2 separate regions of the Homo sapiens genome follow, and region 2 is linked to region 1. A link is a loop called in an ENCODE intact Hi-C map of the cell type or tissue named here. Cell type or tissue: psoas muscle. All regions are shown on one strand. Each heading gives the region's core, and the rest is flanking DNA. Links, peaks and the distances in the headings are about the cores only.

What was found. A loop is a pair of places that touch in the nucleus more often than their neighbours do. Peaks named below come from ENCODE experiments on the same cell type or tissue, not always from the same donor. Only the 100,000 strongest peaks of a DNase experiment are listed, where the experiment ranks them.
Region 2: it touches region 1 in a loop (11-fold over the local background); 49 of 110 quality-filtered maps call a loop at or near these places.

The regions. Positions count from the first base shown.
Region 1 is chr10:99,432,700-99,441,041 of GRCh38, forward strand. It overlaps GOT1-DT (GOT1 divergent transcript), which reads left to right. Exons shown (of 5, transcript NR_183993.1): 2 at 847-932; 3 at 1,041-1,241. Among named protein-coding and RNA genes, the nearest start is that of GOT1-DT, 5.9 kb to the left of the region's middle. In psoas muscle, for the core only: CTCF peaks have their summits at 874 and 3,505 (motif pointing right); no DNase peak of the experiment used is centred there; H3K4me3 peaks cover 2,331 bases; H3K27ac peaks cover 3,219 bases.
Region 2 is chr10:99,707,900-99,716,241 of GRCh38, forward strand. It overlaps ENTPD7 (ectonucleoside triphosphate diphosphohydrolase 7), which reads left to right. Exons shown (of 13, transcript NM_020354.5): 13 at 1-3,342. COX15 (cytochrome c oxidase assembly factor COX15) reads right to left here. Exons shown (of 9, transcript NM_078470.6): 9 at 2,969-6,819. The coding sequence ends at 6,688. Among named protein-coding and RNA genes, the nearest start is that of COX15, 20 kb to the right of the region's middle. In psoas muscle, for the core only: a CTCF peak has its summit at 3,407 (motif pointing left); no DNase peak of the experiment used is centred there; H3K27ac peaks cover 638 bases.

The DNA.
Region 1 (8,342 bases), core at 263-8,262:
TAGCTTCTTTTGGCTAGGGACCTGTGAGTCTCCCTAGGTTTCTTGCACTTACTAAGCCTTCAACAAATGGTAGAAGAGTCAATTCTCTTGGTGTTTCAGAAGAAAACAATATCACAGCCCCTCTCCACTGGATAATACTATAAATCTTAAAATGAATTTTCATTCAGAGTAATAAACACAAGCCAAAGAACTTTGTATAACATCCGTCAACTTTTTGTGTTATCTATTTCTTTTCCAAAACATTGCCTCTGGTTTTAAAGGTAACTGCCCACAGTGTTTCACTAATAACATTTTAAGCATTACAAGTTCAACACTGAAGGTCAAATGACAACGAACTTTCAGTGCTTCCAAAAGCAGGGGCAGAGGGCAACTGCTGAGGGGGGCATTGTATAGCCTAACCTTCCCAGAATTTGATTTAAAAGTATGATCTTCACAGCGTTGGCCAGCAATATCATGGTCACTCCCTACGTCATTCCCTGGGAGAAAAACAACCCTAGGTTACCTAAACAATGTTGGCGAAGACCAAATATTTATTAACATCCTAAGCCGCCCCATAATCAAGCCAATGCTGATAGGGACAAAGAAGGTGCCATGTGCAGTTTTTCTCCATGTCCCCACAATATCTGCTCTGAATTTTAAAAGGCAATTACTGGGGGAGAAGGAAGCCTATATATTATGTAGGATCCAAGTCTCAAACTGCTTTCCTAGGGAGTGTGAGGTTCTTGGAGATTAAGTGCAGTACCTTTCTGTCTTGAGCCTTGTAGGCTGCCCCTCTAATTTAATGCCAGTCTTGAAATAAACAGAATGCTTTCCAAGTCATCGCTAATTTTAACACTTTAAATTTAGAATTGCTTAGAATTGACTCAACACTGCCTCCTTGCTGAATGGATAATTCAAGCAAACAACTCAAGAGCTGGATGCTGCCCAGACAGGTAGGCAGCCAGATAAAGTGAGTGTCCAGGGAAAGAGCAGTAAGGGTCAGAAGAGAAAGAGCCTGGTGTTCTCACTGCCTCCTGCCTTCCTTATGACTGTCTGTTCAGAAGTCCTCCTAGCATCTTTCTTCTGCCTTCCCCTGCTCCTGTCCCTGAAACCTTTTCTTCAAAAGAAGTGGAAAAGAGGAACTGGGAACCCATATAGCAACAGCATCACCTGGAATGAATTCCTTTAGAACATACTGTCTTGGAAATCTGAAGCCTGCAGGGCTGGACAGGCAAGAAGAGCAGTGAGCACTGCATGAACCTGTAAGTAAATCTGCATGTGGATGGTGTTTTGGGTTTTTTTCAGACAGAGCCTTACTCTGTTGCATAGGCTGGAGTGCAGTGGCACGATCTTGGCTCACTGCAACCTCTGCCTCCTGGGCTCAGGTGATTGTCCCACCTCAACCTCTCAAGTAGCTGGGACCACAGGTGTGCACCAACATGCGCAGCTAATTTTTGTAGAGATGGGGTTTCGCCGTGTTGGCCAAGCTGGTCTCGAACTCCTGGGCCAAGCAATCGGCCTCCCAAAGTGTTGAGATTACAGGCGTGAGCTACTGCACCAGGCCACACATGCTTATTTTACTCAGTCTTGCCCCTGAATACCCGAAGGTCTAAACTTAGGAAAAAGTCAGGGGAGGGATGAGTTTGTCATTCTTTGGAGTCGTTATATTTGGGTGAGTGCTGGCACTATGGGTAGGATATTATTTAGAAGCTGAGTTGTGTGCTGAGCAAATGTTTCTTTAAAAACCAAAGCCGTATGAGATCTGTTATAGAGGCACAGTGTGGCTAAATAGTGTGCGATAAGATAAGCATAGGGCTCCTGAGGTGTTGCTGTTCTCCCACTGTAATGAGTTTACTCTTCTTCCTAAGGAAAGTGATCCTTTATCACCTCTCCTCTCAAATTCACTGGCTTGTTTCGTGAGTGTGCCTTCATGGAATCATGTCTCCTTCTCTTCCCTCAGTTCTCTCCTTCCCTCCCTTACGTATGACTCCTCCCATAATCCGCACACATGGATTGAACCAAGTGAGGGTATTTTTCTGTTTCCTACCTCATAGAAGGGCATAGAGTGGACACGGTCTAAGGTTAGTTCCTGAACTGAGTACCCACATATGCAGAACTTTATTTAAAGCTGCTGAAATCTTTGTATAACAGATAGATCAATAGGACTGAAAACTACTGATGGTTTTACTTACTTGTTGAACGTGACTAAGTTCCATGGCACCATTTAGAAATTGTGTTGTATAGTTTTCGTATGTTGCTTAAGAAACAGTTTAGCATAATGGTTAAAAGCATGGCCTCTGGAACTAGATTGCCTCTGTATGCCTCAGTTTCCTCATCTGGGAATAATAATAGTTCTACCTCATGGGATTGCTATGAGGATTAAATGATTTAATTTAATTAAATGATTTCATACAAAACTGAATTGTACTTGACACTTAGTACTCAGGTATTAACTGGGACCGTTATTATCATCACAGATGTTGTTTACAAGCACTTGCCTTTGAGATTTGTTTAGCTTTTTTATTAAATTACTAGCGGTATACTAGAACAGTACGTAGGCTGGGGCCTGGAGTCAAATTCTAGCTTTGCCTCTTATAGTTTTGAAACTTTGAGTAAATTACTTGATGTGTCTGAGTTTTAATATTCTTATATGTAATTTACTTTTAAAAAGAATTTTGCTTAGTGTTGATATACACACATTTAACACAGTTATAGAAATTATTGTTTTTACTATTGTCATATGAGGAAATTCGTCCCTGGGTTGCTGTAGGGTGCTAATGGTTAGGCAAACTCTCTTTGAAGTCTGCCTGATCTGGCCCCTTGCAGGCATGTACTCCGAAATATTTTTCAAATGGAAAAGAAAACAGAGAACACAATTTTCAAAATATCTAGAGCCCTCCAAGAAGTCTTTGTAGAGATCTATAAAATCTCAAGGCAATTTAAAGGTAATAAGACAACTTTATTAATAATTAATTAAAATGTAAATGTTAATGATAGCCCTTTGTATAGCTATATTATCTTTTTCTGAAGAATAGAAAAATGTTTTAGAAACACTATTCTCTCCACATCCTGGGGCAGCAGCCTTCTCCAAAGAAACAGAAAGAAGGAAATGGATTGCCTTAGCAAAAAAACAAATGAAGACACTCCAAATAACAGAAGAATGGGAAGGCTACAGACCTTGAAGTCAGAAGAAAATTTCCTCTCCTTGCCCCGTTTCTCCTTAAATGGATCACCAGTACAGTCTCTTACTTCTAGAGCCATGTTAAGCTTTCTTCCCCAAAGTTGTAATGTCCTTCTTTTGGTTGTGTCGTGTCCTAAAATCCTACTCTTTGGTACAAGATGAAGGTATATGAAGAGATAATGAAGGAAACAAATTCAATGTGTTTGCCAAGAACACAGTCTTTTAAATAACTCTTAAAGGGTTCGTTTAAAACAGTGTAATAAATTGTGGTAATCTAGTACACAAAGCTAGTAGGAACCTCGTTTATTAATAATATTTCAACATTGAGCAGTAGAGGGCAGCACTATCCTTCTTTTGCAAAATGTTGAGCACTCTTGAGAAGGAAAATAAAGGCAAAGCTCCTGACCCCTGTGTCTGTGTTTACTTTTACCATTAAAAAAAAACAAAAAATTGGAGTATTTTTATTATGGTTTAGGTGATTATGTATAAAGAATGTCAGAGCCTGCATTACCTGGAAGTGGTGCACCAGGTAATGCAAAAAACACGGAAGGTTTGAGGTCCCCCACTCAGGATATGGGTTCTGTCTAGTAAAGATAAACAGTAGCTTGACCCTGGGTAATCAGATAGGGTTATTGTATGAACAGACCTAATGCTCCTGCACGTTCTGGATAGAAGTCAATCTACTGAAATAGCAGGATGTAGTTTTAAAAAATGTGTGTAACTCATATAGTCTTAGCCCTGATAAGTGCTTCTAAATTCTTATTCACTGCCTTTATTCTGCTGTGTTAGTGTTGCTCTCTGTCATACGTGGGTCAGGTCAGAACTAGCTCAAATACAGTATGTGTATTATGACTTTAAGGAGTGGTGTCAGACAAGATGGGTAAAGAATGTCTTTCATGGGACTGCAGTTGGCTAAATGGCTGTGTATAAGTAGTGAAATTGAAGCCTTGTATGCTCGTCGTCATTCTATCACAGTATGATTTGAGTTTCCCTAACCGGTAAACAGCAAGAAAAAATGATCTGTTATTTTTTACTAAAGTTACTTGATGCTCTTTAGCAAGCTGACAGAATAATTCTAATTTTAGCAAATACAAAACCATGGTAATCCTAGCACATTTGGATTCTGTTTAACCCTGAAAACTCTTTTGGCAGCAAATCTTCAATGCCAATTTAGATAAATCCCACTAGGAATAAGCACTGAAAGACGTTGAGTCTAGTTCCCAGCTCTGCCATGTGAAGTTGGGCAAATTACAGTCTCTGAGCTTTTATTTCATCTGTTAAATGGAGATAATACCTCCTAGATTTATTAAAAGGGTCAATTTAGAAAATATGTATTAAAATGGTTTGAAAGCCATTTAAGTACCTAATGAATATTTCTATCACTGTAGCCCAAAAAGATTCCTGCCTAGAAGACTTTATGTCTCTTCTCCTCATTTGGTATCATTCTATTGCCTGAGATTGTTAATTAACTTTTATGTATACTCAATATTTTCTCCCAACTTGGTTGCTAGTTCCTTGAGAACTGAAACCATCAATTGCACTTCTTGGTATCCTCCACAATAAGGTATCTAGGTACTCAAATATTTGTTGGTTGATTAAAAACATAAACCACAAGACATAATTAACTCTTTTTAAAATTGTGGTAAAAAAACATGTATTTACCATCTTAATCATTTTTAAGTATACTGTATATTAGTGTTTACTATATGCACATTGTTGTGCAACACATCTCTAGGACTTTTTCATCCAGAATTCTTTTTTTTTGAGACAGAGTCTTGCTGTGTCGCCCAAGCTGGAGTTCAGTGGCACCATCCTGGCTCACTGCAACTGCTGCCTCCCAGGTTCAAGTGATTCTCCTGCCTCAGCCTCCCGAGTAGCTGGGATTACATGTGCCTGCCACCACGCCTGGCAAGTTTTTGTATTTTTAGTAGAAATGGTGTTTTACCATGTTGGCCAAGACTGGCCTAGAACTCCAGACCTCAAGTGATCCACCCGCCTCAGCAGCCCAAAGTGGTGGGATTACAGGCATGAGCAACTGTGCCTGGCCTAGCCATTTTCTATAAACCTGAAAATAGATGCCAGAAAAGAAGGTGCCGCTATAAAATGCTTTCTTGAGTGATTTATGTCTAACATACAATTAAACATTTATGAGAAGGAAATTATCAGGTTAAAATATAAACTCACTTGCCAATTATTTGATTTTCAGGATATCTGACTTTTGTTAATTACTGAAAATAAAGTATTATTTCTAATCACTATTGGTATCACAATAGCATTTTTATTTGGCCGGTATGTGTGAGGCCTGGAGTATGACGGGAAACTGTCCTAGAAAAGGCCCTTGCATTGGCTGTAGAGAGTTCTGGAACTCTCAAGATGGCAAGATTGTATTTAACTCTTTTAAAAACAATGCACCTTTTCAAGCACAGATTTTCATCTGATGTTGTGACCGTCAATTATGTCAGATTTGTTTGATATATTAAAAAATTGGTTTCTCCTTTGCACAAAATAAATTATAGATGGATATAAGATTTAAATATTTTAAACAATATAGGGAAAATAATATATTTGAAACATAGTATTAGGGTAGAATAGACTTTCCTAATCATGGCACAATCTCAGAAGCTATAAAGAAAATAATTGACTTTGCATGGCTATAGACACCATAAATAAATATGTGATAACATGGAAGAATATTTGCAACATGCTTATTAGTCACATCTGTTATATAGTCAGAGCTTCATTGTATTGGTGGAAAAATTAGGATATAAAGAAATTCAGAAAAGAATAAATACAAATAACCAGTAAACATGTCCAAAATCATCCTCATTATAAAATTGAAACCACGCTGATTTATCAATGTTTACCCATTAGACTGACAAACATTTTAAATGTTCAAAAAATAGTGTTGAGGGAAAAGAGCAATGACATGCACTATTGGGGAGACTGTCAATGAATAAAGCCTTTTCTTGTATTTTGGTAATAACAGTCAAAATGCACATAATACCATTTGACCAAGCAATTTCTCCTCTAGGAATCTATCCTAAAGAAATTTATACAAGTTTTCAAAGATAGGTATGTAGGCATACAGTTATGCATTGTAGCTTTGCTTTAACAGAAAAAGAGTAAACACATGTATTATTTTTGTAGCCTAAAAAAAAATCAAGTTTTCATTGAAAATAAAAATGACAGGTTTGAAGCAGGACAGTGGCCATGGAAGTCGAATCCACTAAGGCGTGTGTAACAAGTCACCTGCTGAGTCAACAAAAATAAATAAAAATTTTTTAAAAACAGGCTTGAGAGACACTTCACAGGAATAGAAAATTTAGATAGTTTCTAACAATGACAATGAAGTAGGACAGGAAAAAGTAATTCTCCAAAGCAAAGTATGTATGTGTGTAGTAACTTAAAACTTCAGATACTATGAGAAACTATTTTTAAATAAAGAACAATGTGGTGTGCTACAGTTTAGAGTTGATCTGGAAATCTGGGGAGCTATTGATGCTCCTTAGTTAATAAATTAGTGATTTTTAAAAATATGAATCCCCATTATCCGTAGCAAACTAACGCAGGAACAGAAAACCAAATACTGCCAAATACTGCATGTTCTCATAAGTGGGGCTGAATGATGAAGAACACATGGATACATGAAGGGGAATAACACACACTGGGGCCTGTCAGGGGTGGGAGTAGGAGGAAGGAGGGCATCAGAAAGAACAGCTAATGGATGCTTGGCTGAATAGCTAGGTGACAGGATGATCTATGCAGCAAACCACCACGGCACACATTTACCTATGTAACAAACCTGCACATCCTGCACATGTACTCCTGAACTTGAGAATTGAAGAAAAAAAATGAATCCCACAATTCTGTATCCAAAGACCGAGAACAGCTCCTGACATCGAACAGACAATAAATATTGGCTGAAGGAATGAATGAGGATATTTGCATCCGAGTTTTAATTAGAATAGATGTAAAATTGCCTAATGATTATTACTTGTTCTGCAACAAGTGTTTAATAGATACTAGTTCACTACTTATACGTGTCTAACACATCACAAAGGTTTATTTAAAAGAATTTATATAGTGCTTATTATATGTTGGGTACTGTTCTAAGTTCTTCACAAACACTAACTCATTCAAGTTGTATAAGTGAAGCAGGTGGTCTAATTATTCCATTTAACAGATGAGGCAATTGAGGCAAAGAGCAATTAAGTAACTTGCCCACGATGGCACAGCTAGACAATGGTGGGGATATGAACACAGTCTGCCTCCAGGGTCACTTCTCCATGGTGCCATATTGCATCCCACACGGTAAAAACTTACTAAATGTAAGAATGCATAAAGTGTTACTGTTTTTGAAATTATATTATGCTTTTGCCCCAGAAAGTCAGAATATTTGATATCAAATCATGTCTAAAAATCATTCCCACAACTTCCCTTTGAGGTAGAGCATATTTCTAAAATCATGTTTTAGTGTATTACTGGTTTAATAGTTGTGTTTAAAAAGAACATGGGAGGTCATTGTTCCTATGATAAAATCACTGTATTTGTTTTTTGACATCATATTCATTTCCATGACAACACTTCCAAGTTCCAAACACAGAAACATCTTGCTCTAGAAATGGAAGAGGCATAGGGCCTACAGAGAATTACATAACAATGTCAAAATTGTTTAAAGGGGTAAGGTTGTTTGTGTGTATTTTAATCTTTTGCATAACTAAAGCAATGAGTCTCCAACTTTTTCAATCAGGAATCTTTTTTTTGTATCTAAGCTTTGTAGGCTTTTTTGTTTTAAGATGGAGTCTCTGTTGCCAGGCTGGAGTGCAGTGGCATGATCATAGCTTATCACAGCCTCAAATTCCTGGGCAAAAGCAATCCTTCCACCTCAGCCTCCCAAGTAGCTGGAATTATAAGCACAACCCACCCTGCTGGCTAGTTTTTGTTTTTTGTTTGTTTTTGTTTTTGAGATGGAGTTTTGCTCTTGTTGCCCCGGCTAGAGTGCAATGGCATGATCTCGGCTCACCTCAATCTCCACCTCCTGGGTTCAGGTGATTCTCCTGCCTCAGCCTCCCAAGTAGCTGGGATCACAGGCATGCGCCACCACACCCGGCTAATTTTGTATTTTTAGTAGACAGGGTTTCTCCATGTTGGTCAGGCTGGTCTCGAACTCCCAACCTCAGGT
Region 2 (8,342 bases), core at 200-8,199, 280 kb after region 1:
TTTGTTCCCACACCAAGGAACAAATTCAGGGGGTACAAGTGCAGGTTTGTTACATGAGTATATTGAGTGATGCTGAGGTTTGGGGTACAGATCCCATCACCAGGTGGTGAGCATAGTACCTAACAGATAGTTCTTTAATCCATGCCCTCCTCTCTCCCTCCCTGCTCTAGTAGTCCACAGTGTCTATTCTGGTCTGGGAAATTTTCATCACTTTCCACCAATCTTCTATTTATTCTCCAAATGTCTTCCAAAGTATCCTGCCCCACCCCCTCCTCATCCTAAGAGATTCCTTTAACTTCAAGATCATATCCAGTGATTGCTGAAAAATGTCTGCCATGCACTTGCTAAGCTAGTGTTTTTAGGCATTAACATTTATTATCACATCCATATTTATATTTTTGAAATAATTTATACTTCTCACTGATATCATCTAAACAGATGCTTCTCACAGTTTTATGTTTTGTTTTTTGTCAGGGATGAAAGACAAGTGAGTGGTATCACTTAAGGGAAAGAACAGTAGGCTTAACGAATAGCAGACCTGGATTCTAGTTCTGGCTTTGTCATTTACTAGCTCTGGTACCCCAGGCCAGTCACTTACCATCTCTGGTTCGGTTCTCATCTATCAAACAAAGAGGCTAGACAAGATTAGAAACTAAAGGCAGAAGACAAGGTAGAAAAATCATATGATTTTGGGAAGAGCATTTTGTCCTTTGGTTTAGAAGACCAGGCTGCCCAAAAGAGCCTCCTATTTTATCCATAACCCCTGATGATAAGGTTGGTGGGAACAGAGTTTCTAATAGTAATCATAATAAATTTCAGAAGAGTTTTAAAGCTTCTGGTCAACCCCCTTGATTTATATGGGTGATAAAACTGAGGCCTAGAGCAGTTGTAATATGTGCAAAGTCATAGTGACTGGCCTCCTAGCCCAACTACTTTGTCAGCTACAATGAAATGCTCATTAACAGAATCTTTCTGCAAGTATAAACAGAATCTATTTTTTATAAAACAGCTGGCCACAACTAACCATGCCCCATCTTTACAACTGCTTCTGACATTCATTTATGACTGCTTTGCTCACATTTAGGAATAAACTTTGAAAAAAATACTTTGTCAGAAATAGTGCCAAGTTTTCACTACATCTATTCTTGTTCCTGTATTTCTTTTCGTACTTTTAAATTTTATACATCTTTTTAAAACAATTTTATACAATTTCCTTTACTACAACATCCAAGCAATTCATTAGATGACTACAGCCTAGATGAAGGTATAAATGCCTATTACATCTACCTCATTAAAGAACTTCGTTGTAATTCTTGGGCAGTTTCCAGACTCTGTTACAGAAACAGAGGGCTGTTTCTTTTTGTTGTCTTTAAACTTTTCAAATTAATTCAAAACTAGTATCTAATTGTCCTTTTTGCTGTGGTATGTGGTGTAATGTTGATTGGGAATAAGAATTATGGTAGAAATAGCAGATGTTTCAAATTCTCCCATATTAGTCTCTTAGGGACGCTAGCTCCAGATTCCAGCCCCTGGGGCAATAACTTGTGAGGATTTTCCTGGTGTTACAAAAAATATTGCTGTTAAAAAACTAAGACTCAAAACCAAAAGTTGTGATTAATAATAACAGGATTATTAGTCAATAATATTTTGATTAATACTATAGAATAGCAACAGTGAATATACCTCAAATTGAAAACTTTTAGGTTGTGTTCTTGGCTCATTCTCTCATAACCTGGATCTAAGTTGGAAAGCTGTGGCACCCTGTTTGGGTGTCCCATCTACCCTGTTTTCTGTTTCTGCAGATGGCTTGTTCAAGCTTCATTTTAAGCCTGCTCTGTCTACTTATCTTCCTTATATCCTAATAGACTTCTCTTGTGTTATTACACATTTCTCTTTTGCTCTAATATTTCATTATTTTCCAGTTTGTCAGTACCGTTATCAGAGGGACGAGGAAGGAATAACACACCAGTTGACCATTTTGTTTCTCTGAAAATCTGAGCAATACGGAGATCCTTTTATTAGTAAAACTGAATCATTACTCATACTACAAGGGCTTTCACTTTTAAAATGTAATCCATCATTGCTTGCCATTTTTATGAAAACCAAAGTTGAAAAGTCTTCTGAATCACAGGCTATGTATAGCCACACATGCATGACTTCAGGCTAGCATAAAGACATGTCTGCTCCTGAGCCTCTTCTTTTAAAGGGCAACCACTTGTATACCCTCTGGTGGCCACTCCTCCTTCTCCACTCCAAGGCAGCCCTGGTACTTTCCTAAGTGGCCCCTCCTACAGAGCACTTGCCGGCATTTGGCCTGCTGCTGGTGAAGACGCCCCTTACTAGCTTCATAAATGTTTTTCTGCAAGCAGGGATCCCAGACACATACTTTGGTTTCTAGTGTTTCAGTTACTATGTTGTATTTGAAATTCTCATTCCACAATTACCCTTTAGTTGAAGTCCTGAAGTACATGCCATGTACTCCCCCTTTATTTCTACCTTGATCAATGGCCTCTGCGGAGTGTAGTGAAAGACATCTTTTTATTATGATCTACACTTTAAAAAACCAAAGGCTGCCTGTATTACATTGCTTTGGGGAGTTGTTAAGACTCTGTTTTTTCTACTGCTTCACATTAAACAATAATTTTGTTGAATTTTGAATTCTTAAAATTCTCACTGACAAACATTTTAGGTCAGTGTTGAGGAAAATGTGTGATGCATGTTAGAGAGGTGATGCATTCTCCCTTATGCAGGGACATGGGTATATGTGTTACATATGCTGATATATAACCCACCATTCATCCCAGGACCACAAGGGTAGCTGTAGATAAACTGGTTATCCTAAAATCATGATTATCAGTGTTGATCTCTGCAACCAACATTGCTTTAGGGAGTTGCTAGTCATTACCCCTGCTACAATAGATAGTATTTGTCAGTCTAAGTTACAGACAAAAAATTCTAGGTTGACTGATTAAGAAAGCCATGTGTTTTAATTTCCTTCATGTTTTAAAAACAATGGACGTAAGTGCAGAGAGACCTTTGAAAATATTAAGGGAAATCTATTTAATCCTATAGGTATGTGATGACTTGTTTTTTTGGAAAAAGGTATTTGGAACATCAATCTGTAATTATCCATTTTCCATTCATGCATTCACTAATTCAATATTTGATATGTGTCTGGGAGTGCTGGGAATAACATAAATACAAAAAAAACCCTAAGATAATCATTCACCAGAAGCTCATAGATATAATACAGTTATATAGCTAAATGCAACCAGTTGTTTTTCCAAATGTACTCATCATCTGTAATAAAAGAAAAATGAAGTAAAACATCTGAAACCTTAACTTACTCATGAGTTGCTACTTCCTTGGAGGCAACTGTAGAAGCATTAATATATGGTTCTTTGGGTTGGGTCATACTGCCCTCTGCTGACTCAGTTACTAACTAAGGACAACCTGGGTTTGAGGATCAGGAGAGGATGGTGTGGGAACCTGCCTCAGGAACTACAGTTCCCTTTCTTTGAAGGATTCTATCCAGAAGAGACCATATCCTACTAACATACTAATAGGAGCAACATAGCAGATCAAATGATAAGGTGGGGTGGAAATTAGAAGGGAATGGGAATAAGCTAGTCAGAACTTTCTAAGGTAACTAGGCTATTAGGACCTAAGCCAGTGGTCCCTAGACTTGTCTGCACATTGGAATCACCTGGGGAACTTTAAAAATATGCCTTTTACTTCCTCCAGGGATTGTGACTTAATTGGTCTTAGATGAGGCTTGGGCTTTGGGATTTTTCTAAGATTCAAATAAGAGAGAAGTTGGGAATCTCTTCTAGGCAATAGCATAAGCCCAGCCAGGGTCCAGCATTTATGAAAAATTGACAAACTGTTTTGCTAAGAATCACCTGTGTTAGTCGGCTTGCATTGCTATAAGGAAATACTGACAATTTTTAGAAAGAAAAGAGGTTTATTTGGCTCACTGTTCTGCATAGAACTGTATAGGAAGCATGGCGCTGGCATCTGCTTCTGGTGAGGGCCTCACGAAGCTTACAATCATGGCAGAAGGTGAAGGGGAGCCAGTGTGTCACATGGTGAGAGAGAGCAAGCGAGAGAGGAGGAAGTTCCAGGCTCTTTTAAACAACCAGCTCTTGCATAAACAACCAGAGTGAGAACTCACTCATTACTATGGGGATGGCACAAAGTCATACATAAGGGATCCGCCCCCATGACCCAAATACCTCCTACTAGGCCCACCTCTAACACTGAATGTCACACTTTGAACATGAGATTTGGAGGGGACAAAACATCCAAACCATATCACCACCTGAGAATGGTACACTACAGGTCACAGAAACTTACAGAGTACTGGAGTTGAAAGAGAACTGAGATCACCTAGTTCAGAGACTAACGGGAAACGTTAGGTCATTTATGGCTCTCAGACACGTTAAGCCTGCATAACATTTTTTAAAATCTTGAAATTAGTTCCCAACACTTAATTGAGAGCTTTCACAGAAAAATCTAGATATGTGGCTTATTTTTAAAAAACAGAAGATTTGCTGACTTAAACACTGCAAAATTAAACATTTATATCTGAATCCAGCATCTCTTTTTGCTTTGTAAATGAGGTCAAGGATGAAATCCAGATGTTCTTCCTTTGTATTTGTATTGTCACTGTATGGAATCTAGGTATATCCAAGGAAAAATAAACTTAAGATAAGCTTATTTTCCTTATTTCAAAAAGCAAAACAAAAACCCAGAAGATCTAACAACCCTGGACCTGTAGAGTGGCAGCAACAGACCAGAACTCAGCAGTATAGTCCGAGCTGGGGCACCTGCTCGCCAGTGTTACTGTCTCCATCAGCCTGACCCCAGTGAGCATTTGATTTGGTCTACCCTACTCTTGCCTTCTACAGAACTAAAACTAACTTCCTGCAACTTTCATCCATTGCTGCCAGCTCTGCAGCATAATGGAAGCTCATTCCCTCTTCTGCATGAGACGGCTTCAACTTCTCAAGGACAGGAATCTTGCTCTCTCTCCAGATGTTCTCTGCTCCAGTTAAATATCCCTAGTTCCTTCACCTATTCCCTGTGTGACAGGGGTTCTGGACTCATCATTCTGATCTCTTCTTCTGGATACACACTTAGTGGCCATCAATATCTTGCTTAAATTTGGTACCCAGAGTGAAATGCAGTATGTTAGGGGTATTTTGACTATGGCTGTGACACTTCTACTGATAAAACCTGAAGTACCACTAATTTTTCTGTTATCATATAATAACAACATGAATACTACTTGGTTCATATTGAACCTGAGGACAACTAAAATCCCGTCTTTTTTATATGAAATGATATAAGGCCAGGTTTCTTCAGCCCAAACTTATACAACTTATTTAATTTAAATGAGTATGTTACATTTCTAATCTGTTTAATTTCATCTCGATGGGGTCATTCTGGGACTGTTTTCAGTTGCCACTGTCATCTATTATATTAGCAATATTGGGTTGCTCCATCCTCAAATCAGATGTTTCTGATGCCTTCATCCAAATCACTGATTTTAAAAGTAAAGTTGAATAAGACAGGGCCCTATGAAATATCAATAGAGACCAAAATCACATTAATTCAGCAGTCAACAATTTGTTTATCTGGGTAGATGTCCATGCACTACACCATCAAGGCCATATTTTTCTTATTACAAAGCTGTTAGGAAACCCTCTCAGGAACCAATTTATACTGTCGATTCCATTCCTCTCTCTGACCTTGTAATGTTAACAGCCTTATCAAAAGAGGAACTAGCTGGGCGTGGTGGCCCATGCCTGTAATCTCAGCACTTTGGGAAGCCGAGATGGGCGGATTACCTGAGGTCAGGAGTTCAAGACCAGCCCGGCCAATGTGGTGAAACCCCTTCTCTACTAAAAATACAAAATTAGCCAGGCATGGTGACTTGTGCCTGTAGTCCCAGCTACTCGGGAGGCTGAGGCATGAGAATCGCTTGAACCTGGGAAGTGGAGGTTGCAGAGTGAGCTGAGATCACGCCATTGTACTCCAGCCTGGGCAACAAGAGTGAAACTCTGTCTCAAAAAAAAAAAAAAAAATGGAACTATTTGGCGATTACCTCCTTTTCCAAGTACTTAAAAACCATTTTGCTACATATACACATTAAGCTTGTCAAAATCTGCAATTTCCCCATTTCTGAAAATCAGGATATTAGAAGACATTAGCTTTTTTTTTTTTGCTGAAGACCAGCTGGCTACTTTGGGTATGTCAATCCTATCCTTTCAATCTTCACCTAATGGAAGTGAAGTTAAGATCATAAAGAAATTCTATTTAGGCAGAATTAAGGACTCAGGAGAACATCCACGTAGAAATCATCCACGTAGAACCAAGAGCTTGCCAACACTGAAAAACCTGACACAAAGCCTGTTAAGCAGCAAATGGCAGACATTTCTTTCTCTACATTAAAACTGATTTTCAACATGAAAAGCAGATTTAAAAGGGAACATTTAGGGTAACCACACTTAATGCATTCTTGATCCAGTGACTATCTCAAAACAGGAAAAGATTTTTAAGTAAGTTGACCATTTGGAAACCACTTGGTATGTCAAGGTCATCTCGTAGAAAAGCCCAAGTTCTTATGATCTCTGAAGAGCTCTCAAAAGCAGTCACAGTCCCAGGAGGCTGGTCCTCTAAGAATCATTTTGGGACTCTTCGGAGTTCATTCATCAGCCAAAGAGCACCAGTGAGCAAAGCCAAGGAGCCTGACTGGTGAGTGGCGGCCAGAGGAGTTGGGACATACATCAGCAGCGTGCTGATGCCCAAGCCCACCTGTCACAAAGGAAAGAAGGCAATAGGAAAGGCAGTAACCCAAAGTTCACATTGAAAATGGCCAGGCGTGGATAACCACACACAAACCTCCACATCCTCCTATCAGAGCACTTAAAATACACACATTTTTAATTTCACAAGCAAATATGCTTACAATGAAAGAAATTCGAACAAAATTGATAAACCTAAAATTCCCCTTATTCTTCAATCCATCCCAGTTCCCCAGAGTAGTCACTGTTACCAGTTTCTGCATACTTGTACTTTAGTATGTTTATAGAGAAATAAATATATAGTTTTGTGCTTTTAAAAAACATATTGTTCTGTCACTTGCTTTTTTTCACTTAGCAATATACACTATGTATTGAGATCTTATTAAACTGCTGTGCAGTATCGCACAGTATGGATATACCATAGTTTTTTTTGTTTTGTTTTGTTTTGAGACAGAGTTTCACTCTGTCTGCCAGGCTGGAGTGCAATGGCATGATCTTGGCTCACTGCAACCTCCACTTCCAGGGCTCAAGCAATTCTCCTGCCTCAGCCTCCCAAGTAGCTGGGATTACAGGCGTGTGCCACCCCGCCTGGCTAATTTTTGTATTTTTTAGTAGAGACAGAGTTTCATCATGTTGGCCAGGCTGGTCTTGAACTCCTGACCTCAGGTAATCCGCCCACCTCGGCCTCCCAAAGTGCTGGGATTACAGGCGTGAGCCACTGTGCCCGGCCCATAGTTTTTTAACTATTTAGGTTGTTTCCAATTTTTCACTATCACAATTCTATGATGAATTTTCTCATACAAAAGGTCTTTGTTGCATTGGACTGTTTCTAGGACTGACACTAATAAGTTCATTTGCTGGGCCAAAGAATTACCCATTTAACTTTTAAAAGATATTGCCAGCCTGGGTGACAGAGTGAGACTCCATCTCTAAAAAAAAAAAAAAAAGATATTGCCAAATTGCCTTCTGGAAAAAACTGTACTGACTCATGCTCTCACCAGGAATATTTGAAAGTATCCATTTTCCTATGCCCATGGCAATACCTGATTATCTTTTTTTTCACTTTTTTCCAATTTGATAGGCACAAAATGGTACTTATTTTTTAAATTTGCTCCTCTCTGATTATAAGTGAAGCTGAACAGCTTTTCATGTTTACTGGCCATTAATCATTGTTTTTGTGGTAATTGTGTATTGATGTCCTTTACTTATTTTCCGGTTATTAATCTTTTAATTTATTATAAATATGGAAAATATTTTCTCCTAGTCTGTCACCTTTCCTTTTTTTTTTTTTTTTTTTTAAACAGACAGGGTCTCACTCTGTTGTCTAGGCTGGGGTGCAGCGGTGCGATCTTGACTCACTGCAGCCTCAACCTCCCTGGCTCAGGTGATCCTCCCATCTCAGCCTCCCAAGTAGTTTGGACTACAGGCACACACCAACATGCCCATCTAATTTTTGTATTTTTTTTGTAGAGATGGGGTTTTGCCATGTTGCCCAGGCTAGTCTTGAATTCCTGGCTCAAGTGATCTGCCCAC